Regions from separate parts of the Homo sapiens genome. Here all the other regions are linked to region 2. The links are chromatin contacts, found by Hi-C or POLR2A ChIA-PET in ENCODE. All regions are on one chromosome and are shown on one strand. Each heading gives the region's core, a stretch centred on a gene start or an enhancer-like site at or near the end of the contact. The rest is flanking DNA. Distances are from core to core; before and after follow the strand shown. Region 1 holds the start of RBM45 (RNA binding motif protein 45). Region 2 holds the start of CCDC141 (coiled-coil domain containing 141). Region 3 holds the start of CHROMR (cholesterol induced regulator of metabolism RNA). Region 4 holds the start of TTN-AS1 (TTN antisense RNA 1). Region 5 holds the start of FKBP7 (FKBP prolyl isomerase 7).

The links. A loop is a pair of places that touch in the nucleus more often than their neighbours do. ChIA-PET counts read pairs that join two places held with the same protein, here RNA polymerase II (POLR2A). Pooled maps may share reads with other maps.
Region 1: a loop to region 2 is called in a map of naive thymus-derived CD4-positive, alpha-beta T cell, with 3 times the contacts of the local background. The contact joins the promoter of RBM45 here to the promoter of CCDC141 in region 2. A Hi-C loop is called at or near these places in 1 of 168 maps with a recorded cell type or tissue (naive thymus-derived CD4-positive, alpha-beta T cell) and 8 of 50 pooled maps.
Region 3: a loop to region 2 is called in a pooled map, with 5 times the contacts of the local background. The contact joins the promoter of CHROMR here to the promoter of CCDC141 in region 2. A Hi-C loop is called at or near these places in 7 of 37 single-sample maps with no recorded cell type and 9 of 50 pooled maps.
Region 4: a loop to region 2 is called in a map with no recorded cell type, with 2.7 times the contacts of the local background. The contact joins the promoter of TTN-AS1 here to the promoter of CCDC141 in region 2. A Hi-C loop is called at or near these places in 2 of 37 single-sample maps with no recorded cell type and 4 of 50 pooled maps.
Region 5: a loop to region 2 is called in a pooled map, with 4 times the contacts of the local background. The contact joins the promoter of FKBP7 here to the promoter of CCDC141 in region 2. A Hi-C loop is called at or near these places in 4 of 37 single-sample maps with no recorded cell type and 8 of 50 pooled maps. POLR2A ChIA-PET finds 5 or more read pairs at or near these places in 1 of 52 experiments (activated T-cell).

The regions. Positions count from the first base shown.
Region 1 is chr2:178,111,105-178,113,804 of GRCh38, forward strand. RBM45 (RNA binding motif protein 45) reads left to right here and starts at 1,333. Exons shown (of 10, transcript NM_152945.4): 1 at 1,333-1,742. The coding sequence starts at 1,443. RefSeq lists an enhancer at 1,369-1,538.
Region 2 is chr2:179,048,772-179,051,471 of GRCh38, forward strand. CCDC141 (coiled-coil domain containing 141) reads right to left here and starts at 1,366. Exons shown (of 24, transcript NM_173648.4): 1 at 1,069-1,366. The coding sequence starts at 1,170. RefSeq lists enhancers at 863-912, 1,103-1,352, 1,363-1,442.
Region 3 is chr2:178,412,365-178,415,064 of GRCh38, forward strand. It overlaps CHROMR (cholesterol induced regulator of metabolism RNA), which reads left to right and starts at 1,295. Exons shown (of 5, transcript NR_110204.1): 1 at 1,295-1,749. RefSeq lists enhancers at 1,059-1,634, 1,464-1,663, 2,165-2,424, 2,212-2,700.
Region 4 is chr2:178,521,771-178,524,470 of GRCh38, forward strand. TTN-AS1 (TTN antisense RNA 1) reads left to right here and starts at 1,421. Exons shown (of 7, transcript NR_038271.1): 1 at 1,421-1,866. RefSeq lists enhancers at 1,110-1,622, 1,299-1,448.
Region 5 is chr2:178,477,155-178,479,854 of GRCh38, forward strand. FKBP7 (FKBP prolyl isomerase 7) reads right to left here and starts at 1,446. Exons shown (of 4, transcript NM_181342.3): 1 at 1,125-1,446; 2 at 1-59. The coding sequence starts at 1,345.

The sequences.
Region 1 (2,700 bases), core at 83-2,582, 940 kb before region 2:
GAAGGCATTTCCCACTTTGCTTGCACTCTATGATTTCTCTTAGTTCCACAGCTGAGCAGTCCACCCTCACTGCCCTCCAACCCCAGGGTTGCTTGTAGAAGTTGAGTAAATCAACAGATGGAGTTAGTTCTGGGTTTTTTGTTGTTGTTGTTGTTGTTTGAGGTGGAGTCTCGCTCTATCCCCCAGGCTGGAGTGCAGTGGTGCAAACTCTGCTCACTGCAAGCTGTGCCTCCTGGGTTCACACCATTCTCCTGCCTCAGCCTCCTGAGTAGCTGGGACTACAGGTGCCCGCCACCACGCCAAACTAATTTTTTTGTATTTTTTTGGTAGAGACGGGGTTTCACCGTGTTAGCCAGGATGGTCTCGATCTCCTGACCTCGTGATCCGCCCGCCTCGGCCTCCCAAAGTGCTGGGATCACAGACGTGAGCCACTGCGCCTGGCCAAGTTAGTTCTGGTTTTAGTCGTACTTTTTATCTCTATTACTTTGGCTATGCTATAGGCCTCAGTTTCCTCATCTCTAACAAATGACGCTGAAATTGAATGATCTCAAAGCTTCCTTCCAACTCTAATGCTATATAGTTTGAACTCTGTCCTATATTGATCATCTATTGAGCTTATGACCAAGATGGTGACAACTCTCCACTTTGACCAAAACTTAGTTAGGCTCCTTTGAGTCCTCTGCTTGACTAGGCTTGATCTTGGGCTTTCTGTCCTTGTAGAATCCAATTTGAGCAAGAATCCTGCTGAATCAGTGTAGTGAAAATCCTCATTCTTGGTGTCTGACTACCATGGATATCAATCACCCTGGCCTGCCTTCAGCAACTATCCTGTCAAGTTGGTTTAGCCAGAATCCTCCTTAACACTGATGTTCCCTCTTTGTAATTTTCCATCCACTGACCTCCCACCAAGCTTCTTGGTTAGAAATTTGTCCTTATTAGAGTCAAAATTCAGTCCAATCTCTCTCTCCCACTGCAAGACCCCATTGCAGCTGTCCCTGGACCTATCTCCATGGCTCCCTTTGTCAAAGTCGGCCTTCCTGTACCATCTCTAACGAGTGTCATGAATAATTTTTTCTTTAACACTGGAAAGAATCCTTGGCCTTAGGGGTGGGGTAAAGCCAGCGTTGGGAAAGCCTGTGCATTAGGCAGCGCTGTTCTGCCTGCAGGGAACGATTGCACAACTGATAACTTGGGCCTAGGCTCAGCTGGATTTGAGGATTTGAGACTTAGACTGGGTCAGGGTCCCCCGCGTCGCCAGGGGGCGCTGCAGGCCGCTCCCCGGAAGGCCTCATCCTGCGCGGCTGGACAGCGCCTGGCGCCGGACTCCTCTTTCTCCCGGAAGCGGAGCACCGAGCCGGCAAAGGCTTGGGTGTGAGACAGCAGCGGTGGCAGACACCGCAGAAGCAAAGAGCAGTGAGGCTCCTGCATTCGGGTGGAGCACCATGGACGAAGCTGGCAGCTCTGCGAGCGGCGGGGGCTTCCGCCCGGGCGTGGACAGCCTGGACGAACCGCCCAACAGCCGCATCTTCCTTGTGATCAGCAAGTACACACCTGAGTCGGTGCTGAGGGAGCGCTTCTCGCCTTTTGGCGACATCCAGGACATCTGGGTGGTGCGGGACAAGCACACCAAGGAGTCCAAGGGCATTGCTTTCGTCAAGTTCGCCCGCAGCTCACAGGCCTGCAGGGCCATGGAGGAGATGCATGGCCAGTGCCTCGGCCCCAACGACACCAAGCCCATCAAGGTGCGGGTGCCCGGGTCGGGGTGCCCTCGGGGGAAGGAGTGGGCCTCTTGGACCTCCCTTCACCTGCTGCTCTGCCGGGGTGAGGGAGGAGTGGAACATCCGTTCCCGGCAGCTGACCAGACAGCACCTGGCTTGGGGACAGGGGCTGCTTTGAGGAGAGGCTCCCCTCCCACGAAGCTGCGCCGGGTTGCAGGGAAGGGGACGGGATGCGGAGTGTTTGCCCCACGAGAGCGGACCCGGCAGCCGCGGCCACCGGGTGACAGAACAGCAGTGGCTGGGCTTCCCCTCTCCCTCGCCCTCACTAATCCACCAGCTCTTGAGTTCACTGCCAAACTCGTCCTAGCCTACTTTGAGTACTTTTCTGACCTTCCTCTCTCAGATGCCCAGATTTCCATATATAAAAAACGGAAAAACTCTACTTTTCCTCAGGTACAGATGAGGCGTTAACAACTTGACAGAAGTACTTTAAACTGGGGAGGGACCTCTGGTGTTGGACGTTTTCCTAGTACCAGGCGAAAGAATACATGTACAGAAAGAATAAGTGCAGGTGTTTAAAACGGTCACTGTTACATATTCTTCACATTTTGTTATTTTGGAAAATTGTTTTGAATGAGCTCTGTTTCTGAAAGTGTTAATAGCATACATTTGGTTCTTGACCCTTTCTGTTACTGCAACTTTTCTTTGAAAGCAGACCAAAGTAAACTGCCTTAAGAAGAGCCAAATCATTGTGATAATGACACATGGCAGGAAGGATCATTTTGAGGGTTATTTGACATAATATGTGCTGTCAGCACAGTGCCTCACACAGGGTAAGCCCTCAATAATGTCCTTGTTATTGATCAGTAGTAGCCAAGATGTCACAGCTTACTCCCTGTGATCTCAAATCAGGACTCAATCCTGAGAATCTGGCAATTGCTTAAATTGTAGCCTTCGTCTGCCCCATGTAAATAGTTGCTGT
Region 2 (2,700 bases), core at 116-2,615:
GAAAATCCACCTCGGCAGGAATACTTTCCATTCTGTCCTTCTATAGTGAACTGTTTTGCTCAGTATCAAGTGCTCTTTTCCTGGTATGAATTTTCACATTACCATAAAATTCACAGCAATTAAGTTAAAGTAAACATGGCTTGCTGTCCATGCTCTAACAAAAGGCCAGAAAAGTCATTCAATTAAACCTGGTGGGGACCTGAAAGTAACTGGTTTGTGACCATCAGCTTGTTTGCCAGCTTTCCCTTCATTAAACACTGAATTATTTAGGTGGAATATCATCTAAAGCCCAAGCCTAGTGCTTGAAAGCTTTTTTTTACAGGGCATTTCCATGGAGAATAAAATCATGGAGTTCTTCTTCAGCCTAAAGATGTGTGGTCATCTTTGCAAATGGGCAAATGGGTTGTCATAAAACATGCAGTAATTGTAAACCCTAAGTGGCTTCTACTTCCTGCTGTTAAGAGCAAATTTGACACAAAGCTTTTGTACCTTTCCTTGCATGGTCTTCGTTACTGGACAAGGATTTAGTAGTTTCTTTACCATGTCAAAACCAGTGTGGCAAAGGGCACATGTCGGAGCCCTTTACTTGGTGTTTTCTGAGTTCCATCGTGCTTAAAGCAGTGCCCTCCCCCTGTCTGTCGGGACCTGCCTCCTCCCACCTCCATCACATCCACTCTCAAAAATCACAAGCATTCCACAGGTCCATTGGACTCTTTAGTCAGGCAATCATGAACTTCCAGTTACCAATGCCTTGCTTTTAAAGACCAAATTGACAGTATATGCTAGAGGTTTTCTTTTCTTTATTTTTCTTTCTTTTCTTTTTTTTTTTTTTTTTAAATCAAGCTGCTATAGATGCTTTCTGGCTGACTGAAAGGAAAGAGAATCTCTGGTAACTGCTGAAACTTGTAGAGGTTTCTCTTAGTAGCCCATTTTAGAAAGCAGTAAGAGTGCTTGCTGCGTTGTCTTCTCTATGCTGTGTCCTGCCGATTGCATGGAATGTTCTTTAGGGTTTTCAACACACAGCTAGAAGCCCACAGCCGCACAGAAAAAAGGAAGTTGTTAGCTTACCTTTATGACAGCTATAACGATTTTGGAGTCCCCAGCCTGCACAGCAACTGAACTGACTGTCGTCGTAGAAAGCGCAACACTAGGACTTCCTTGGCTGGACATGGTACTTTAGAACCAGAGTTTATACTTTGGGCAGCCTCTGGACAGTTGTGTGTCTGCTGGTCATTTCAGAAGGCCAGGGTTACTTGGATTCATTCAGGGAAAGAGCTCAGCTCACACTGATTACTCTGCCAAAAGGAAAGAACAGGAGGTTAAAAATAGACAACCCCATTGAGTTTATCGTGAGAGAGAAAGGAGCGAACGAGAGAGAATTGCCACGCCCCTAGTATGGTGACACTAAGTGCCTGTTATTTTTGCTGTTATCTTAAATGTGGAGGACAGCTTCAAGCTCTTTCCTTATCAGCTGATGTTTGATAACAAATGGAAAAAAAAATTACATCCTGACAACCCAAATTAGTTTTGCCACCGAAACTATGCCATTGTAACCATGGACTTTGAAACAAGTAAGTCTTTGACCTGGTTATCAATCTTTTCAAGATTTTTGAAATCTCTCTGATGCAAAGAGAACTACCAAAGTGTACTTTAAAAAAGTTTTGGTATTTGTCTTGGGGTTAAGTCACAAATTGCTTAAAACACATTTTTAGATTAATCTGCTTTTCTAAAACTTACTGTTCTTTGCTAAATGAAGTTTAGATGGAATAGCCACATTTTCTCAGAGCCTCAGATTTCTTAGGAATTTTTAAAAAATATTTCAACCAGCATTTATAAATAGGTGCCTATCATTTCAGATTTTCTTTGTGACTATTCTGCTCCATTGGACAAGGTTTTCAAGTTCAGTTATTAATACCATGAGAAAGCAAAATACTTTGCTGTTACCTTTTAATTGCAGCAAGAAAATGTTTTCTGTGTGGTTAAAAGTTATTAAGACATATATTTTGCTGCAATTAAAAACAAAAACAAAAAGGAAAGTACTGTGCTTCAGGCTTTTTATTCCCTACCCCCACCTCCTGTTCAGGAAAATTATAGCCAGCTTCAAATCAGTGCCCCACATTGGTAGATTAATCCTATTGCTAGAAACTCAGCCTGTGTCACAAGTTGTCTGTGGTATTAAACAGCAGCTGTTGGATTCCCTGTCAAAGAACAGCTGAAAATAACACTAAAGTTTAGGTCAGAAGTCAGATGCAAACATATCAGAGTTACTAACTCCAAAGCTGCTGGAAGCATTGGAAATCTCTGGGACAAAGCCACAACAGAGAATATAGCAAAAAACAGTTTTAATGAATCCACTTGCTCTGTAAACCTTTTAGCCCAATTTAATAGTAGGTTCAGGTTCAGGGCCAATGTTTAGAAGACTGAGTCAGCTCCATTGCTTTGTTTTGCTAAGGTTCATGATCATATTCTTGATTCAAAGGGGAAAAGTACTTTTACACATACTTCAGTGTTCAATTATTTTTGTTTCCAAGAGCATGTCATGGCTGCTCTGCAGCTGTGTAGCCACCACCCATGTCCTCTGCGCTCAGCATCTGCCTGCTGCCCCAGTGAGATGGAAACCATACCTAGATCCTAGTCCCTATGCAACACGAACTTCACCTGACCCCATGAAGGGAACAATTGGAGCGAGCTCAGGAAAGC
Region 3 (2,700 bases), core at 45-2,544, 640 kb before region 2:
TATAACTGATAATATTGCCTCTGGCCCATGCCAAATTGCAAGTGGTAGATTTTTTTTTTCCTTCCGAATTAAGAAACACAAGATTTACCCCTTTTCTTGGAAAAGTGTTAAGAGTCTAGCACCCCCAATAACTAGGGTCTACAAATGTCTAAAAGTTATTAATCTTGGTCTGTCTTAACTACCAATTCTCTTAATTTGGGTAACCTCAATTTTGTTGTTGTTTTTTTTTTTTTGAGACAGAGTCTCGCGCTGTCGCCCAGGCTGGAGTGCAGTGGCGCCATCTGGGCTCACTGCAATCCCCGCCTCCCGGGTTCAAGCAATTCTCCTGCCTCAGCCTCCCTAGTAGCTGGGATTACATGTGTGCACCATCACACCCAGCTAGTTTTTGTATTTTTATTAGAGACGGGGTTTCATCATGTTGGCCAGGCTGGTCTCGAACTCCTAACCTCAGGTGATCCACCTGCCTCTGCTTCCCAAAGTGCTGAGATTACAGGCGTGAGACACTGCACCTGGCCTGGGTGACCTCAAATTTTTAAATGAAGGGATTGGAGGTAACATCTAGGATTTTATCTAGTTCTGTCTTCTATGATTCAAACCCCAAATTCTCCACTGCAATGACTGCTTCTGGAATAAATATTCCTGGTTGCCTGTCTCTGAAAAAAAGCTCTCACATAAGGCTAATGAGAGGCGAAACTAAGGCAGGATCTCTCCTTTCAAGACCACATAGTCAGGGTTGTTTAATAAGCACACAAAGTAGAGACATATTTACCCATTCACCATGAAAAAACACCCCTATAAAAGGCCCAATACCTGGGCTTAATAGCTTCATTTCTTGTGTGATCTTGCAGTGTACATCAAAAAATTAACAAATAACATCCAGTGACATGATCTTGGCTCACTACAACCTCCGCCTCCCGGGTTCAAGCGATTCTCCTGTCTCAGCCTCCCTAGTAGCTGGGATTACAGGCATGCACCACCACACCCGGCTAATTTTGTATTTTTAGTGGAGATGGGGTTTCTTTCTCCATATTGGTCAGGATGGTCTCTCTCGAACTACCGACCTCAGGTGATCAGCCCGCCTTACGCCTCCCAAAGTGCTGGGATTACAGGCGTGAGCCACCGCCCCTGGCTCCCCCACCGGCAATTTCTAAAATGTATCGGTCTCCTCCCAAGCCCTTGTTCCTTCATCCCCCACCCGGGGCAGATTCAGACAAGCATTTATTTTAGTTCCTAAGCCGCGCGGTGCTCCCAGCTTCCGCGCCTCTGGGCGGCCCACACCCCTCCCCATCCTCTCCTCCGCGCCGCCGTCTTCGTTGCTCTTGGGTGGCCGCGGCGCCCGCTCCCTCTGAATTCGCCGGGCAGGGATACAGCCGCCCGGGGCCTCTTGCTCGTGCTTGGTTTTCCGGACCTTGCTTCCTAAAGGGTCTTTAGGGGTTCCCGGACTCCTCCGCCTGGGAGCCTCTATCCGCCTGGGAGCCTCTATGCGCCCCGCAAAGCCCCCGGCAGAGCCGAGGGGAGGCTTCATTGGCGACCTGGTGGGGCCTCGCGGCCCTGCTCCCTGACGTCAGCGCCGCCGCGGTGATTTAACAGCTTTTGTTTTGGGCAGAAGAACCTATGGGCACAAAAAGCAGGAACGAGTAGCGGTGGCTGAAGAACGAGCAGGAGCTTGAATTTCAGTTTTCTTATGAGGAATTTTCCAGAAAAGATATCTTCACTGTGAAATAACTAAATAAATGCCCACTCAGTACAGTAAGTATTGATATCGTCCTATAGCATTTGGCTAGAAAGTGGTGTCAATAGGGTTTTTCCTTCAGACTTTGCAATACTGTTCAGAAGGGCCAATGCCAATCCTTCTGTGAGGAAGTTTTTTTCTTCCTAAATATGTTAATTGCCTCAACTTGGACTAACGGTCACACTTGTGAATATGAGTGTAAGAAACAGTTTATTTCTCACATGTATGAAAAGGAAATTTTCTTTCATCTATCTCAGGCCCCTATTCAGCGTAAAATCAAGATTATTTAACTTGCAAGATTAAACAACGACCTTATTTCAAATGAAATAAAATTCAGTCTGATCAGAAACCCCTTGGAGCAGTTTATATTAACCTAATTATCTTTTTACTGCAGTAAGTTAATTGAGGATTATGGAATGCATCTAAAAAGCAGTTATATTTACAGGTCCCAAAATTAAATGCTAAGGAAAAGCATTTCTGCAAACCCAGGTAGTACGGACAAACCGAAGGGAGTTTTATTCTGTCAAGTTTTACTCTAAATTCAATCGTTGATCAGCTAGATCTCGGCTTGGTTATTCTTGGAGGAGCTGCCTTGCAAATGATTCCACTCTGAGCTCGCCGGCCACAGTAGCGTGAAATGGATGGCAGTCAGTTTCCTCTTCCTAAGACTGGGTGTGGTTTCTCTGGGCAGACTACACAGTGGCGACTCTGGCGGGATTTGAGGAGCCTGGAGAGGCCCACCACGTGTGTGTCTCCCCCTAGTGACCAACGGGCTGAAGTTCCTGTGGTTAAAGGCAATTGCTGATTTTGTCATTAGCAGGAAGGTGAAGCTCAACGACCTCCTGCGTGTACAGCACCATTCTAGAAGCTGGATGTGTTTAAAGATATGATGCAATATGTACCCAGAAGGCATAAGACTAGATCACTAGGGTACAAATTAAAATATCAAGTTGCATACGCTGAGTATG
Region 4 (2,700 bases), core at 171-2,670, 530 kb before region 2:
TATAAATTAAACTTTTTCATAGGTATGCGTATTAGTCCATTTTCACGCTGCTGATAAAGACATACCTGAGACTGTGTCATTTATAAAGAAAAGAGGTTTAATTGACTCACAGTTCCACGTGGCTGGGAAGGCCTCACAATCATGGCGAAGGCAAGGAGGAGCAAGTCACATCTTACGTGGTGTCAGGGAAGAGAGAAATGAGAACCAAACAAAAGGGGTTTCCCCTTATAAAACCGTCAGATCTTGTAAGACTTATTCACTACCATGATAACAGTATGGGGGAAACGGCTCCCATGATTCAATTATCTCCTACCAGGTCCCTCTCACAAGGTGGAAATTATGCGAGCTACAATTCAAGATGAGATTTGAGTGAGGACACAGCCAAACCGTATCAGCATGTACGTATAAGAAAAATCATGGCCAGGCGTGGTGGCTCACGCCTGTAATCCCAACACTTTGGGAGGCCGAGGTGGGCAGATCACGAGGTCAGGAGATCCAGACCATCCTGGCTAACAAGGTGAAACTCTGTCTCTACTAAAAACAAAAAATTAGCCTGGCGTGGTGGCAGGCGCCTGTAGTCCCAGCTACTTGGGAGGCTGAGGCCAGAGAATGGCGTGAACCCGGGAGGCGGAGCTTGCAGTGAGCCGAGATTGCGCCACTGCACTCCAGCCTGGGTGACGAGTGAGACTCCGTCTCAAAAAAAAAAAAAAAAAAAAAAAAGGAAAAATCATAGTATTTGTAGGATTCAGTACTATCCACAGTTTCAGGATTCCACTGGGGGATCTTGGGACAGGTTGCCCAAGAATAAAGGTGGCCTGCCGTACATCTAATGAGTACCAGTGAGACCTAGGCTAGGTCCCCTCTAAAGTGCTGCTTCTCTAGTCCCTAGCTTCAATATTCTGTACTGTGGTCCCTAACAGAATAATGATTGCTGGTATTTATTGGGTGCTCTGCTAAGCGCTGTTCTGAGTTTTACAAGTAGTAACTTGTCTAATCGTCACAATAATACTGTGAGGTTGCTGCTGTTATTCTCATTTTATGGACGAGAATGTCAAAGAATGGAGAAGTTGGGTAACCTGCCCCAGGTGAAGTAAGTTAGTAAACAGCAGTTCCTAGATTTGAGCGGGGCCCTCAGGGTTTTGAATGCAGACATGTAATTGCAACATGATTCGGCTGATCATGTAGCCAGGGTGTGGGGTTTATAAAATAGACGTGAATAAAAAAAAGGGGCAGGATGACAGTGAAGCTTGCTCATGGGTTTTGTGGAGGGCGTAGATTGGAACCAAAAAGCACGCCTCGGCTTGGTGCTCCCTGTCGCCCTCTGTTGACATGGGGAGAGAAGAGCGGGTCTGACTCGGAAATGACGCCATAATGCTGAGGAACCACTCCTGGCGTTGCGGAAGGTGGGGTGTGGGGCCGGAAGACCCTCCCCCCGCGTCTTCAGAGGAGCGCTGTTTCTGGAGGAGTTAGGGGAAGGAGGCTGCCTGGTAAGCCAGGAAAGGGGCTTCTGGCCGTTCTGTTGGAGCGCCTCTGACTGACTTCCCCCATGTGTCCGTGTGGCCACACCGTGCTACTTTCAGAGGCAGTGGGCTTTTCGCTAAGGGATAAAAAGAAGTAAAACCTTGCCTTTAGCGCAGCTCTCCTTCACTGGGCAGATTGCTCTCCCTCCCCACTCTCCCAGGCCCAAATTGGATCTCAGCGCCTGGGAGCTCCAACTTTAGCAAGTGCGAAATCCTGTCTTCGGTTTTGGAATTTTCATCCGCACAGACTATATCAGCCACGGATAGGATATGTGAGAATACCAGCATGTCAAGGCTGGGAATCATCCTTAGGCATCACCTAGCCAGTCCTGCCTCTCATTTTAAGGTAAGAATAGGCATTTAACATTGTAAGATGATGTAGTGGGTTCTGTTGGCATCACTTAGATGCCCAGGAAATGTGTATTCTTCCATCGATTTCTCGATTGTTCACTGTTTGGCTGCGTTAGTCCACGGAGAATTGTCCTGGCCAACAGGCACCCCTCTTCACTTGGGAAGGTTTATTTCCCTCTTCCATCCCTCCTCAGCCCCTCAGCTTATAGCCTGTAGCCATTGACTGGTTGGTAAGGGGGTACAAAATGTCAGCCCCCTTGCTCCTAGATGGAACCAACTCTGTGGTACGATTGAAGCTCCCTGTGAGATCTGGCTGAGGCTTCTGCTGAGACCACATTCGTGCTCAGCTTGCTTCCTCTGCCCTATCTGCTGGCTGCCCCATTCCCTTTTTCCCTGAGAGTAATAATCCCTCAAAGAATTTCTGAGACAAGAATCCCCGTCTCAGGCTCTGCTTTTAGGGAATCTGACTTAAGACGGAAAACTTGCTGAATAAATTAATGAAGACCCAGGATTTTTCTCTGGAGAATGAAAACTGACAGTACATTTGCTTCAGCTTTGGTCACCTGTACCTACATTAAGGAGGTGAATTTAGGCAAATAACATCATAGGCTTATAATTATGATTAACAAATTGAAGTGGACAAATACAGATATTTTTGGCATTATTTTATTACCAAGTCTAGATCAGTTGTTTAAAAAGCATAGTAGAATGACACTATTTAAAATAGTGTCAGTCTTCCATATACTGTCATTCTACCATGCTTTTAAAACAACTGATCTAGACTTGGGAATAAAATAGTTCTTTAGTTCTGAGGTCCTTTATTTGTTCT
Region 5 (2,700 bases), core at 196-2,695, 570 kb before region 2:
TTATGACTTGCCCAACACCAAGAACAAACCATTTGGGGTGGCCTTCATTTTGTGTCCGGCTATAACAAAAAGCAATACTTAAGTAAACTGATTTCAAGAAATCAAACTTGAAAATACAGCTGGGCATTTAAAATTGGAGTCCTCTCTAACCATCATTCCCATATAATCACTCTTTCTAAAACCCTTAATGGGGTGTTTGACTCAAACTTCCCTATAATCACCAGAAAGAAGTATGATTTGCCCAAAGTTAATCATTAACAGCCATCTCATTTTTTAAAATTGTTATCTTTACAAAAACTATTCAACAGTTAACTTTTTAATGGGTCTCCAGCCCCTAACTAGGTGCATGGCTTGTACAAAGAACTCATTTAACTCCCTGGGTTTGTTGTAAAAAAATGATAGGGCAGTTTTAGCCTCAAAAAGTCATTTTAATAGTAATTTAAAATGGTATATTTTCTTATTAAATTCTAATGATATAATTTATTAAATTCTTATTAAATTATAAAATTGTATAAATTCTTATTAAATTTCTCTATTTTATTCTAAATGGATGGAACTGTTTTTCCCAGTCCTATCTTTACAGGGTAAAGAAAAGATTCTCCCTCTGAGTAATAAGCCATCAATTAAATCAGAGTAGGCACCAGGTGGAATGAGGGAGCAGGGCCCACCAGAAGTCACCAGGGAAGTAACTGTTTTTCTTGATAGAAAGTGGCCACAACCTATAAAAATCGTGCTTCTGAAGGCCAGAATTAAATCTCTTTATTCCATGTATTCCTCCGTAAAGACTCAATACTTCTGGCAAGGGAAAAATGTGAACATCCTTATAGGCAGAACCTTGATTTAATTCTGGAGGTCCCAAGGGTAATGGTGGTGGTTGATGTGTGTGTGGATGTATCGTATTTTTGATAATTTATTGCCACAACATTTTCAATACTTTAAATAAAAATATTCAGTTTATTAGAGAAACACTGCCATATAATGTGATTTTTTTTAATGAATAAAGGGCTCAACTTTTACCGTTAAAAAATAAAACCCCAACCAACCAACCAATGAGGCTTCCGCTTGGTGGAGGCAGGCAAGATTTTGTGCAACTGGACGCACGGGCAGCTCGCAGCATTTCCTACCTGCAGTAGAATTTCGAGCCGTCTTTAGCCAGGTAGCCGTCATAATGGGCATTTAGTAGGTCTCCCTTCTTGCTTGTCTTAGAGCAGTTTTCTGGACGATGCAAAACTTCTATTTTCACTTCTTCGGTGCTCTCCTCTTTCTTTTGTCTCTGAGCAGTAAAAAGGCCCCACAGATAAAAGAAAACAATGAATCTGAATAAGAAATGCATGGTTTTTGGCATCGGCTCCAGCAGAACACTGCTCTCCCTCCCGCGTGTCACTCGCGCCCCGTGGATGTCCCGCGGCCGAGTTCCGACGCGTGGCAGGCGTTGTCCTGCGTCACAAAGGGCCGGGGCGGGGCCATAGATGCGGCCCCGCCCTCTCATGGCCCCAACCCCTCCGCCTCCCGCAGCGGGCTCAGCGCGGTTAACGCTGTTTCTAGGCCCTCGGGCTGGCTGTCCTCAGTCTTTAAGATCGCAACGCACACTCGCTCCGCTTCTTCTCGCTAAACCCGCGTATTTTACAGCAGGTTTCCTCAGGGTTCGGTGACAACATTCGCATTTTCTAAAATGAAACTGGCATAAGACGAAATAAACAGCCTGGGATGTCGTAGAGTCAGGGAATATGGTTGTCATTTCTGGAAGCAAAAGGCTTCTAAGACCCCTAGGGAACGAGCAGATAGATACTGGGGGGAGGGAGAGGCATGCTGGAAAAGGAGCGTAAAAAATAGGCTGGCGGTGGCTTTCTGGGTGCTTCGGAGGTGTCCTTGAAGCGCATTCTCAGGTCGGAATCTTGCATTCAGAGGTTCCAGGCTGAGTCGCACAACCTGAAGGCCAGCCCGATGCAACGAAACTGCGGTACCGCAACTCCTCTGCCTGGCTGCAGGCGTTTCCGAGAGCCGACCTCCACAATTCAGCATCCTCCGCTGGCTTGCATTTCTTTTCCCCGCCACTCGGGGCCGCCCTTGATTCGAGGGCCTCTGGTAGTGCGGGGAATGTTCTTTTGACTTTTTTGTACCATCCCATGGGATACGTAATTGTCCACATCAGTCAAGAAAACTTGAGTATTGGGCATGTTGTCCCAATCTCACAGCTAATACGCAGCAGGGATTTGGTCAAATCTGTGTGACAACACCACTTCACCACCAATTTTAGTATGAAAACCTTTAAAATACACAGAAAGTTGAATTCTACAGTAAACTCTCCTACACCCACCATCTGGATCCTGTCATTGAACTATATTATATTTATTACATATCCATCCATCACTCTATCCATCCATCAATTCGCCTTGTTTCCAAGTGAATACCCAAAGACTACCCAAACCAGAAAACCAGCAAAGGCCTTCTGCATTCGCCTGGATTAAGTTCTGGGAGTAGAGGTGCTATTCTACCTCGGTGATGCGAAGAAAAGCCGCAGCACTGAGCCTGATTGATGTGCTTTGCTTAAAGTTTGCAAAATTCCATAAACCTGAAAATTACTGTCGATTATGCAAGATGACAATTGCGTCCAAGCAGGAGTTTCAAAAATCATAAAAGCTAGGGGGAAGTCCCCATTTCTAGACTAAAATTCCGAAGTCGAGTTCCATGTTTTATATT